Linked DNA regions of Homo sapiens: region 1 is linked to region 2. The links are chromatin contacts, found by Hi-C in ENCODE. All regions are on one chromosome and are shown on one strand. The core of a region is the stretch at or near the end of the contact, and the rest is flanking DNA. Distances in the headings are between cores, read along the strand shown. Region 1 overlaps LOC105369912 (a long non-coding RNA gene). Region 2 overlaps CRADD (CARD and death domain containing adaptor protein).

The links. Hi-C counts contacts between places; a loop is a spot of excess contacts on that map. Pooled maps may share reads with other maps.
Region 1: a map of gastrocnemius medialis shows a loop between it and region 2 (2.0-fold over the local background). The contact joins two enhancer-like sites. A Hi-C loop is called at or near these places in 2 of 168 maps with a recorded cell type or tissue (ascending aorta and gastrocnemius medialis) and 4 of 50 pooled maps.

What each region holds. Positions count from the first base shown.
Region 1 is chr12:93,986,294-93,992,627 of GRCh38, reverse strand. The region is part of intron 2 of LOC105369912 (a long non-coding RNA gene); the gene reads left to right. Among named protein-coding and RNA genes, the nearest start is that of PLXNC1, 160 kb to the left of the region's middle. Within about 2 kb of position 1,432, at least 6 of the 41 ENCODE cell types and tissues checked have a DNase peak (open chromatin) inside an H3K27ac peak, as active enhancers do; they include gastrocnemius medialis, where a contact is called at or near this core.
Region 2 is chr12:93,737,430-93,744,096 of GRCh38, reverse strand. All of the region lies in intron 2 of CRADD (CARD and death domain containing adaptor protein), which reads right to left. It overlaps CRADD-AS1 (CRADD antisense RNA 1), which reads left to right and starts at 6,274. Exons shown (of 3, transcript NR_110092.1): 1 at 6,274-6,398. RefSeq lists silencers at 1,490-1,579, 1,610-1,779 and enhancers at 866-1,822, 1,823-2,779. Within about 2 kb of position 1,741, at least 32 of the 41 ENCODE cell types and tissues checked have a DNase peak (open chromatin) inside an H3K27ac peak, as active enhancers do; they include gastrocnemius medialis, where a contact is called at or near this core.

The DNA of each region.
Region 1 (6,334 bases), core at 183-2,682, 250 kb before region 2:
GGAGGCCGAGGCACGTGGTTAGCCTGAGCCTGGGAGTTCGAGACCAGCCTGGGCAACATGGTGAAACCCCGTCTCTACTAAAAATACAAAACTAGCCAGGCGTGGTGGTGTGTGCCTGTAATCCCAGCTACTCAGGAGGTAGCTGAATCGCTTGAATCTGGGAGGCGGAGAGTGCAGTGAGCCAAGATTGTGCCACTGCACTCTGTTTCAAATAAAAAAAAAGATCTATTGAGCCCATTTGCCTCAGGACCTTCCAGGTCTTTGTCATTCCTGTTTCCAGAGTCCTGAAGGTCATAACCATGGCCCACATTCCCCCCATTCCCAGGGGAGTGTCTAGACTTTCTGACTCAAGACAAATTACCAAATGTATAAATGCCCATTCCGCTTAATGACTTTACTTCCACTTTTCACAGACTCTCAGATGTGGCTAGAAATAGTCCCAAACCCTGCAATCTTTCATAGAGCTGAGCTAAATTAAGTGGGTAGTGTTCCTCCAGAATTCCTCTCCCAAGCACTTAACACTGATGTACGTCCCTCCCTACTTTGCTCACAGAACAGATGTTTGAAGAAACGTCACTTGACTGTGAAGAAGGAAAAAATGTTACTAAAATGTGGATTTCCACACCCACCCCCATACATAAGTTCTTGGATCTACTGCTGATGCACTCTTTATGCATATTTATTCAACACACGTACTCCTCCACACATGCACACACATATATGCAATGGACTCCCTACCCTCACCATTCACATGAACATTGTCACAAGGATTTTCTAACTTATATTTTTAATATTTTTGCTCCATAACCACGGCTTTGAGCTAATTGTTTCACATTTTCTTAATGTACACCAGAAATGGCATTTACATCTCAGTCTAGCAGCAGGTTCACTGGCAGGCAAGGCAAAAAGCACAAATTTAAATTTGGTCATAGCTAGACGGCAGAGCCACAGACCCCTGCTTAATTTCTGGTGTCCTTGGCCGGCTGCCTGAGAAGGAACTCTGTCCGCTGGGAACTCAGGCATTGGATGTAATAAGCACTGACTTCCACATTATAAGACTAAAGCTTTGTCGTACAGAGAGCACTAGGTCTTAGGCGATGACTTAGTGCCTTAGATTCCCATATTAGCACAAAGGTTAAACCTGATACTATTAATTGCAACCTTTCCAGATAATTATTTTCTCCTTTACCCTGTTGGGACCGCTTGTGTTCTCCGAGAAAACTCCCTGGGGTGAGCTTTCCTTACTTGCCACCTTCTTTTGTCTTCAGGGAGAGTGAAAACGAGGCATGGTGCAGCTCGGATCAAGCGTTTGCTGTCTCCTGCCTTTTTACCATGGCGACACGACACACCGAGCGCACTTTGAGAGCGAGAACTGTCCTCTAGAGGGAGAGACAGGAACACACACTGGAGGCTGAATGTTGTCTGTATCATCCCCAGTAGTTCTGAATTGTCATACTTTGCGGGAGGACCCTGGCTGGGGGCCTGCATTTTTTTCTCTGTGACTGAATCCTCTCTTGCTGGCTCTGTCACAGTCAGCCACCCTTCGCTGTTGACTGGTCCTCATACATCCATGAGAGCCTTGGGAAGGGACACACTCTTTCCTTGGCTCTTCCCTCTAAACGGCAACACAGGCCCTCCAGCTCCCAGACCAAATGGCTAATGCTGGGGCTGAAAAAACTGTACACCAAAATGAAGGCCTCAGAGCAGCCACGGAAGCAAAAGTTTTTCTCTGATCTTCTCCCGCCCTCCCCTGCAACCCAAGCCTAGCCATAAAAACTAGAATCCCTCTTCCCCCAAGGCGAGGCATAGAAACCAGAACCCCTTTTCCTGAAAGCCAGCCAAAACACCTAAAAATATTCCATACAAAAACGGGCCAGAAATAAATGATCTGACCTACCTTGTTTGACTGTAGGTCAGAAGACACCCATTGCAGAGAGCCCCCATTCCAGAGAGGGTAAAAGTCCCCATACCCAGAAGGAAGGAAAGCTACACAGGGAGACCAAGAAGAACCTGAACAGACAGGCCTTGTGGAGTCTCCCTGCTCAGTCTATTCACAGTAGATCAGACCCTTTTTGTCCAATCATATTTCTACGTGGCTGTCCATACCTTGTTGAACCTAAGCATAAAAATGGACAATTTTCCTTGTTTCTTTGGGTCTTCATTCTGAAGCCTCCCATGTATACATGTGAAATAAATGTGTGTGCCTTTTCTCCTATTCATCAATCTGCTTCATGTTAGTGATCTTACAACAAACCTTTAGGGGACCAAGGGCCTCAGCCCCCACACTAATCTTAGAATCATAGGTTGAGGCTGGCTCCCACCCAACCACCAACTGACATCTCTGAGGCCAGGGTGAGCTTACTCTTCAACACCAGGAATCATCAGGCTTCTCCATTTCATGCAGGAGAGACCCAAAGCCCTCTCCCAAGCCCAGGAAAAGGGAATGATTTGTTTTCCTCTTCACATCTTGTAAAACTGAAACTCTATACTCATTAAACACCAACTCTCCATTTCCGTCTCCTCCAGTCCCTGGCATGCATCATTCTACTTTCTGTCTATGTGGTTTTGACTACACTTATACCTCATATAAGTGGAATTATACAACATTTATCTTTTTGTGACTGGTTTATTTCACTTAACATAATGTCCTCATATGTTGTAGCATGTCAGATTTTCTTTTCTAAGACTGAATAATGTTCTATTGCATGTATACGCCATATTTTGCTTATCCGTATGTTGATGGACACTTACCAAAGACACGTTTTTTCATTGAATTATTTTCAGCTTCAGAATTCTAAAGATCCAGTCTATCCCAGGAAACTCCATTTCATATGTATTTTTCAATGATTAACCAATACTTGTTTAAAACTTGCAATTTTTACTGAATATATAACCTGTATCTGTCCTTTATCATCTGACATTTTTCTACTATGTAATTTTCGTGAACTGTTTAGTGTCCCATTGTGGCCTATCAGCCAGAATGGTCTGGGTTAAGCTGTAGTAACAAATAACCCCAAAATCTCAGTGACATAAAACAATTTTTAATTTCTTGCCCACTCTATGTGTCAATTGCAGATCAGTTAGGGATCGGCTCTGTGACATAATGTTCTCACTCCAGGACCCAGGTAGAAGAAAAACTGACCATGGGAAAAAAAATTATACATTGGCTCTTTTTTTTTTTTTTAATTATACTTTAAGTTTTAGGGTACGTGTGCACATTGTGCAGGTTAGTTACATATGTATACACGTGCCATGCTGGTGCGCTGCACCCACTAACTCATCATCTAGCATTAGGTATATCTCCCAGTGCTATCCCTCCCCCCTCCCCCCACCCCACCACAGTCCCCAGAGTGTGATATTCCCCTTCCTGTGTCCATGTGATCTCATTGTTCAATTCCCACCTATGAGTGAGAATATGCAGTGTTTGGTTTTTTGTTCTTGCGATAGTTTACTGAGAATGATGATTTCCAATTTCATCCATGTCCCTACAAAGGACATGAACTCATCATTTTTTATGGCTGCATAGTATTCCATGGTGTGTATGTGCCAAATTTTCTTAATCCAGTCTATCATTGTTGGACATTTGGGTTGGTTCCAAGTCTTTGCTATTGTGAATAGTGCCGCAATAAACATACGTGTGCATGTGTCTTTATAGCAGCATGATTTATAGTCCTTTGGGTATATACCCAGTAATGGGATGGCTGGGTCAAATGGTATTTCTAGTTCTAGATCCCTGAGGAATCGCCACGCTGACTTCCACAATGGTTGAACTAGTTTACAGTCCCACCAACAGCATAAAAGTGTTCCTATTTCTCCACATCCTTTCCAGCACCTGTTGTTTCCTGACTTTTTAATGATTGCCATTCTAACTGGTGTGAGATGGTATCTCATTGTGGTTTTGATTTGCATTTCTCTGATGGCCAGTGATGATGAGCATTTTTTCATGTGTTTTTTGGCTGCATAAATGTCTTCTTTTGAGAAATGTCTGTTCATGTCCTTTGCCCACTTTTTGATGGGGTTGTTTGTTTTTTTCTTGTAAATTTGTTTGAGTTCATTGTAGATTCTGGATATTAGCCCTTTGTCAGATGAGTAGGTTGCGAAAATTTTCTCCCATTTTGTAGGTTGCCTGTTCACTCTGATGGTAGTTTCTTTTGCTGTGCAGAAGCTCTTTAGTTTAATTAGATCCCATTTGTCAATTTTGTCTTTTGTTGCCATTGCTTTTGGTGTTTTGGACATGAGGTCCTTGCCCGTGCCTATGTCCTGAATGGTAAAGCCTAGGTTTTCTTCTAGGGTTTTTATGGTTTTAGGTCTAACGTTTAAGTCTTTAATCCATCTTGAATTGATTTTTGTATAAGGTGTAAGGAAGGGATCCAGTTTCAGCTTTCTACATATGGCTAGCCAGTTTTCCCAGCACCATTTATTAAATAGGGAATCCTTTCCCCATTGCTTGTTTTTCTCAGGTTTGTCAAAGATCAGATAGTTGTAGATATGTGGCATTATTTCTGAGGGCTCTGTTCTGTTCCATTGATCTATATCTCTGTTTTGGTACCAGTACCATGCTGTTTTGGTTACTGTAGCCTTGTAGTATAGTTTGAAGTCAGGTAGTGTGATGCCTCCAGCTTTGTTCTTTTGGCTTAGGATTGCCTTGGTGATACATTGGCTCTTAAAGTTTCTGCCTGGATGCCACATTGTATTTCCTTTCACATTTCCTTGGCTAAAGCTAGTCACATGGCCTCACTTAAGCTAAGGTGGGAAAGAAATGAAATCCTACTATGTGTCCAGCAGGAGAATTGGAAATATTTGGTGGACAGCACTAATGGTTACCATATATGAATGTAATATAATAAAGGATTCCCTATTTTAGGGCATCTAAGTTTTTTCCAATTTTTCCTTAAGCTGAGCAAATTTGTGGATATGTATTTTTTTAAGATGTCCATGGAAGTATACAGAATTTCAGGTGGAATGTTAGTAAAACCAGCCATTTATGTTGAAGTGGTGCAAATCTTAAACAAATTATAAGTCTCAAGCAATGATAATGATTTTGAGTCGTGGCATCCAGCATTGCTCCAAATACCAACAATCCAAAGTAAAACAGGCAAAAAAAAAGAGCCAGAATATTTAAATTTTCTTCTTAGATTGCCTAAAATCTGTTTATCTATTGTCTGTTTTTTTATTGTTAATAATGAATATTCTGTATCTTTATATAGGAAGATTCCCAATATTATCAGGTCCAACTAAAACTTTACCAGTTTGCAAATTATTCATCACCTGTTGCCCCCACTACTGAATCTAGTATGCAAGGTTTTGCATGCCAAACTGAGCACATGTGGCTTCGGGTGCTGTTTTCCAATCGTTTCTAGATGATCCCTCATGAAAACTTGTTCAGACACCCAGGTACATATTACCTCTAGCTGTGGACAAGTCCATCGGCAAATAATCATACCCTCCACACCCACTGACAGTAAACTCATGTAACAGCTAATGGGCTAATAGCCAACATTAACTTAAGGGACTGGCCACTACCCAAGGTAAATCAAGATACCACAGAGGTAATAACACAAACCATCTTGACAAATCAAATTCAAGGATAACTGTTGTACAGGGCCACTTGTGCAACTGTATCTGTGTAAATGCTGGCCAGACAGACTCAGTTGGTAGCTATTCTGCATGGGTTATCTCATATTCCAACTGCAAGACAAAGAGCAAAATGGCACTACTTTCCATGTTATGTGAAAAATGCATACTGCATTCAAACTACTGTTGTCCTCATTGAAACATCCATCCAACAAAGCTATGTGTATGTTACAAATATACTTTCAATTGTTTTTGTTATATCTTTTATTATTTAAGACCACTTTACCCTAATCATCTTCATGGGTACTTACGTGTGTAAAGTGGGGAAGGGAGATGAAAATTATCATTTTGAAACGTGTTTGAGAAATACTAGATAAAACAAAGATAATTCAGATTCTTAATTGCAAGACTTCTCAGAGCCTTTGATATACTAATGTGTCAGTAAATTTTCATGAATATAAATGACCACAGGGCATTTTTTAAAGTAAAGAAACAAAATATCATTAATGTATGAACAAATGGTTTGCCTCTTTCTTGACCTGTACCCTCAATGAAAACGTCTAACATTGTTCACTCAGCACCTTTCCCTCAATTTGATATTCATCTCATGGTCCTCACTCTACATCCTCAACTAATCAGAAGTGGAAGACTCAGGGTATCTGGAATGAGGGATTGTCATCAGACAGGGTCAGGGCTTTCTTGAAAGAAATTTAAAGTGATGGAAAGAAACAGGAAGAGGAAGAAAAGAGAAGATCCTGCA
Region 2 (6,667 bases), core at 492-2,991:
GGATATGGTAAGCCACTACATTTGTGGTAATCTGTTATGCCCGTAATAGAAAACGAATACAAGGGGTAAAGCAAAAAAGAACCAAAAATGAGCACATAAGAGTCTGTTAAACTCATTTATCTTTATTTAGTGATTTCAGCTAAAGCACAATAAATTACATAGAAACTAAAAATAAAATAGAAAACAAAACTACCATAACAGAGAACAGGATATAAGTGTGAAATAATCAAAGGAATTTTTAAAATAAAAAAAAATGTTGCTAACATAACATTTTATTGCATAATTTCAAGCACTACCTTGAAATTGGAAATTTTGCCATTGTTTCTAAACAATTCAAAAGAAGATGCATAAAGCAAGGATCTGGAGCCCAATATGTGATCATAGTTGCCCTGAATATAAGAAGAGAACACTCATCACGGTCTTCAAGCATGCACCACCCTCACTAAAATATATGAGTAAGAATAATTTTAGGCTTTTATTATTGAAGGGACAGTAAGAATAATTACACAGGGAATTCAGCTTACTATAAGGAATAATGTTCTATTCGAGACCAGCCTGGGCAACATGGCGAAACCAAATCTTTACTAAAAAATACAAAACTTAACCAGACGGTGACGAGGGCCTGTGGTCCCAGGTGCTGGGGAGGCTGAAGTGGGAGGATCGCTTAAGCCTAGGAGGTGGTGGTTGCAGTGAACTGAGTTGGACCCACTGCACTCCGGCCTGGATGACAGAGCAAGACCCTGTCTCAAACAAACAAACAAAAAGAAATAGCATCCTAGTAATTACGGCTCTCCAGCAATGGTATAGACTGCTTCGAAAAGCAGAAATGTTATAAAAAGATCCCTAGAATCCCATAGAAAAATTGGCCTAAAAAACCTCTATATTGTAACTCCAAAATTCTGATTCCATTAACTTAGTAACACAGGGAATACTGGCATTATCGGAGTACTAGTTAAGTTACTATTACTCTATACGCCACATTAATTCATTAAATTTAATATTAGGTATGCAGGACAATTGTCATAGCAACATAAATTATTAGCATTACAAGTTCCTAAACAGAAATATGCATAATACTAAAACGAAACTATTTTAAAGGGCAGACATTTATTTTTAATTCTGCAGGATTTCTTTTCAAAAGTGAACTTTGGTGTAGCCTCTGGTCTGGGGCGGAAGATGAGAATGGGAGGGCAGCCTGACCCCCCTCCTGATAAGGAAGGACCCAGCGCATAACCTGTTCAGGATCTGGAGCCGCACAAACACCTGACTCGCCCCTTCAAAACAAGATCCGCGGAATGGCTCGGGACACAACAAGAAATTGCCGGCAACCTGTGACGGCTCATTTTTACCGACAGTGGGAGGCGGGCAGTCGGAAGGAATGCCCATTTCTCCGGTGTTCCTTCCCAGAAGCAAAAGAACGTGTTTGTTTATGCAAGATTTACGTTTCACTCAGGTTTGGGTTGGGTTTGTTTCCTGGAGATGGAGCTGAGTTTCCCTGGTTTTGCTGGAGTGAGGACAAGCTGATCGCTCCGTATTTACCTTTCACTTGAGCCAAATTGGACAAATGCAAATAAACAGGTCTTGCAGGCGCCCCCCGGCAGTCGGCGCCGCCTCCCCGCGCTGGGCTGGGCAGCCGGGGCCCGCAGAGGCAGCCGGCGCCCTAGGGCGGCTGGGGCCGCGCGCCTCCCTGCCCCGCTGCGCGGCCCGCGGGTGCCCGGCCAAGCGCTGGCTTATCTGCAGCTCCCACAGCGCCCCCGCACTCACCAGTTCCTAGAGCAGGGATTCCGAGAAAAAAGAAAGAGCCGGGTTCCCTAGAAACATTAAATTAACACAAGGGATCTGGAAACAAAACAGCAGATGCCTCAAAGCCTTCTCCTTGACGGCTTCCTGCCTTCTTGGAAAATCTTTGCATTAAAATAGATTGAATTACCCTGCTCTGCCAGATGCTGCTCGGGAACTTCATTTTGGGCTAACATGAAAGGAGAGTTTGACATCTTTTAAAGGATTTTTCTTTTCGAGGTGGTTTGAGGGGCGCCTTTGGGTTGCTGACATTAGCAAGGACCCAAGGCTGAGCTTTTTGCATTACAGTCGAGAACTTTCCATAACAATGGCTAGCAAATCAGATAACAAAGATCATGGCGTGTAGAGGAGACGCGGTGGAGCATAGAATGAGCACTAAGGGTTCAGAAGCCGAGGTTGCTGTCTCTGGGAAGAGCCTAGAAAGAGCACAGGCCAGCCGCCTCCTTTTACAGGGGAGAAAATGTCTTTTATTTCTAAGCCTACTTATTTTGACCATAGCTATGAGAACTATCTAATGGCATTTCCAGAGAGTCACAAACAAGCAGAAAGGCTTGTGAGTAGTATTTTATCAGCCTCTTTGTTCTAAAGCCCATCGTCTAACCTCCACCGACCCCTATCTACAAATTAATCAGACCATATAATTTGTAAATTCAAACCCAGATTAATAACCACACACCTTGAACAGTGGGTCTTCAGCACAGAGTGTATTCCACTTTCCTGTCATGTTAACTTTCATATTTAAAGAATTTTGGTAGCTGAGAACAAGATCCAAAGCTTCCTATGAGGTATCAGGATTTTACAGAGTAAATTGTTTTTACTGGAGTAGGATCTTCTTTGACATTTTAACTTTTTTTCATGATAACCTTTAGGAAAGGACGCTATAATCCTTAGTCGCTAATTTATATGTGTCATGCTTTCTAGTAAACTGGAAAATAACCTACATTCTTAAAAGGATTCTATGCTTATCCCAAATTTAGGAGCACAAGATGGGGGAGAAGTATATTACAACAAGATACTCTAAACACAAATAAAATTAAATATCCTTGCCTAAGCATGAAAGCAATAAAACTCATCTTAAAGCAATGCAGTCAGACAAAATCATTGCATCTGTAATAAGGGTAAGTACACAACTCCGGGAGTTAGCAGCCCTAAATATTTCTGTTCTAATGACACACAAGAGATACACAAAATCTATCATTCCTCCCTGATGTACGAAAAAATAAAGGGCAATTTCATAACACCTTTGGTGCTTTCTAACTTAATAGCTGGCCTTCAGGAAAAGCAAGTATAATTTTTGAGTGTTTATAAGAAAGCAAAGGAAAATGTTGCAAAAAATTACTTGGCTCAAAGGCCACAGAGAAAGCCGGAATCTGCAGGACTCACCAAGCTACACAGCTGTTTTAAAACCGAAAGTCAAACAGCTTTTAAAAGGTATTAAGTATTTTCTACAACAAAATCATCAAATATACATACTTCTTTTTATCCTGCAAATAGACATTTTATTTCTATTAGAAAAAAACTATAGTTACACAAACAATAACTAGACTGCTGTAATAAATATAACTAGCCACATAATACTAGTCAACGCTGGCTTTTTAAAAGATTACCAGAGAATTTCAAAATGATTCTGAATGATCAAGTGTGACTCGTATATTTTTTAGGTAGGCATTGATGTTAAGAATATGGCTTTCACAGAAATAGAATCCAATTTATCTTATTTCCATATATTAATCATGGCAACAAATAAAAATGATGACAAAAATCACTAAGATAGTTTCTTTAAATTTTTTTAAATTAAAAACCAAAACCTTAGGTAAATCTGACAATCCTCCCCCAAAATTGGTTTTCGAAAAAAAGTCTTCAGGTCATAGAAAAAATGTAGATGGCTTATAACCCTTAGAATTCCTTTTAGTTAATGAGAATCTCATTTTTGGAATTTCTTCAAACTTAACTGAAATGTTAATGAAAAAGAGAAATATTTAGATGTTGAGAAAAAAAGTTGTTCTAATTATTCTGCTTCACTATCTCATTTCAGCTCATCAAAGTTAAATAGCTAATAAACAACTGGTCTGTTTTGGCAGATTTTTTTTCTATTTTAAAATTCATTACTAAACAGATGAGGTTACTGCTAGTTAAAATTCTGAATCCAAATGCCATACATGCTGTTGTAAAAACTGTGCAGTTTTAAATATATTTTTACTTCTATATATTTTTGAATCTTTAGCCAAACTCCTCCAATAAAGTTTTAGTTTATGATGTTTTCTAAAATAAAAACATTTGTATTTTATGCTATAAAAATCAATAAATGTCTTCTAAAGTTAGGTGCTCCAAAATAAATGATTCAAAAGTTTTAATGAAAGCCCTCTTATAATTAAAGAAGGTGATTGGTAATGAGGAGGAAAATGGGAGGCATATTTACAATAAATCAAAAGCAGAATTGTGATTAATGGGCTCCACAATGATTATTAATGTTCTCCCTATAAAATATTGATGTTTGCATTAATTTAAAAGTACAGACTGGGTTTTTTGCTTTGTTAAATGAAAAATAATTTTTTTCCTATTTTAAAATGAGAATGACTATTTTAAAAACAGAAGACTATGTCCAAGATCTTTCCCTTTCCCCATTTCAAAATTATGAGTTTTCTTTTTGTCTTTCTGAATTCTTGAAATCCAGTGACATTGTCATAGCTCTGAGAACCAAAATAATAGAAACCACTAACTGTAGGAGACAGCCTTGATGCTTTTGATTATATTTTCCTAGAAAGATTTTTATGATATTTAATCTTAATAGCTTTTTTTTTTTAGGAACTCCTCTAATGCCAATAAATGAGAATCTAAATCTCAGGAGTTTAGGCAAATTTAGCCCATCAGCATAGCCTAAAAACAGGATAATTTAATAAAACCTAAATAATACATTAGTTTTTAAATAATATGTTATATACTTTAGATATATATATATATATCCTGTTAAGATTAGTGGGTACCAACCTCATATCTGTATTGGAAATAAGCAGGGTGCAGATTTTTAAAAGGAAAAGAGGCTACACTACTACTCAAAGTCTCCTCAACATTTGGATGCAGGAGAGAAATGGAAAGAAAGTCGAGTTCATCAGGGCTGGTGCCCATCCCATGGCACTACACTTCCTCCTATCCCCTGACCACTGCCAAGTTTGGTCAGGATAGGTGGCTTCGTGTCTCTACATAGTCAGATACCTGTGTATTTTGCTGGGAGAAGGGGAAAAAAAATAAACAAATAAAAATAAAACTCTCTATTCCCAAACTCCCTGCATCCTTTCAAAGTCACATTTTATTAATGGAAATTAAAATGATGAAGAAAGAAACCATTAGTAACCTAAATGATAAGTTTCCCCTTAAAGACACATTTTAACACCAACAAGAGGACTTTCTTCTTTCACTTTCTTCCTTCCTTCCTTTCCTCGTTTCTCTCTCTCCCTCTCTTTCCTTCTTTCTTTCTCCTTCCCTCTCTCTCTTCTCTTTTTCTTTCTAGTCAGAGTTTGTGACTTACTAATTATTTTTATTCTGTTTGAATAGGGTCCCTGTTATCTTTTGTGATTTTCTGAAATGAAGTTAAGATTTCCATTATTTATGAGAATAAAACAGGAGGTTGACACTTTACGCACAAAAAAGAATAACCAAAGGTTACAATGACATCAGTTTTAGTTTTTATTAAGGGCTGGCGTGTGGTGCAGGGGGTGGCGGTGGGAGCGGGGTGAGGCAGGTGTGAGGAATGAGTTTGTTTCTTCCAAGAGAAGGATTTGCTTTGGTCAGTGTTGCTGCAGTCCCAGTGAAGGGGCCTACTCTGCCAGCTCTTCTGGGTAGACTTCATAACAGAGTGGGCAGGCTCAATTCTCTAGGAAGCCTGATGATGGCAACTGCATCTCATGGAAGAATTCCACAAAGGGTTAAATTAGGGTGAGATTGTCAACAGGCTTCAAAAAGGCAGAGTTCCAGGGCCCATGCCTGAGGTCTCATGGGCCTCCTTCAGGTCCTCATCCCCACAGTCTGACACTTTTGGCCCTTCTCTTCTCCAGCTCCCCACCCCATTCTTCGGCCAGTCCTTCCTTTTTCCTCTAACCCTGCAAAAAATGAGCAGCGCTGTTGTTTTGTTCCAACTGACAAAACAGCTAAGAAACAGCAGAACATGACTGCCCTTTGCAAAATGGGCCATGTGATCCTCCTAGCTCAATTCAACACTTACAGTAAAAACGAATAGAAAGGGACCTGTTTATGAAACTCTCCTGCTTGCCTTTGGAATACTCTCATCCTCTCCCTTCTCAGCCTCCTAAATACCCAAGTGAATTTATATAATGAGCTTTATTTTATCACCCTGAAATTCTTCCTCAGTCCAAATTGCTAATGTGGCAGGTTCCAGCTGCCCAAATTCCCTAAACAACATTGCCTGTTCCATAAAAAGCATGCAATTACAAGCACAGCAGTCCTGCTCTGGTTCTTAGAACTATAAACTGACTACACAGCTCCCTGGCCCGGGAAGGCTATGAAACAGGCAACATGGACAATTTAAAGGTGTACAACATCCGAGGTTCCATTTCACCCTCAGGCAGCACGGAGTGGACAAGGTAAGGCCACCCTCCACTTTTCTTCTGGCTACTATATTGATTCTCTGGAAACTCTCTCTGCTCCAAAAGAAACCACCCAATCCCATGGAGAAAAGGTGACACTGAATTTGCACTGCTTTTTATGGTTGCATTTGTTTGACTAAGAGGGAGCAGAGTTCCATACAACAGACTGCTTTAGTTGGGTGACTTGAAAATAACACATACCAGATTAGTTCTCCAGATGCAGATTAGTACTAAGTTTGAATCCTTTCTTTTAAATTAATTAATGT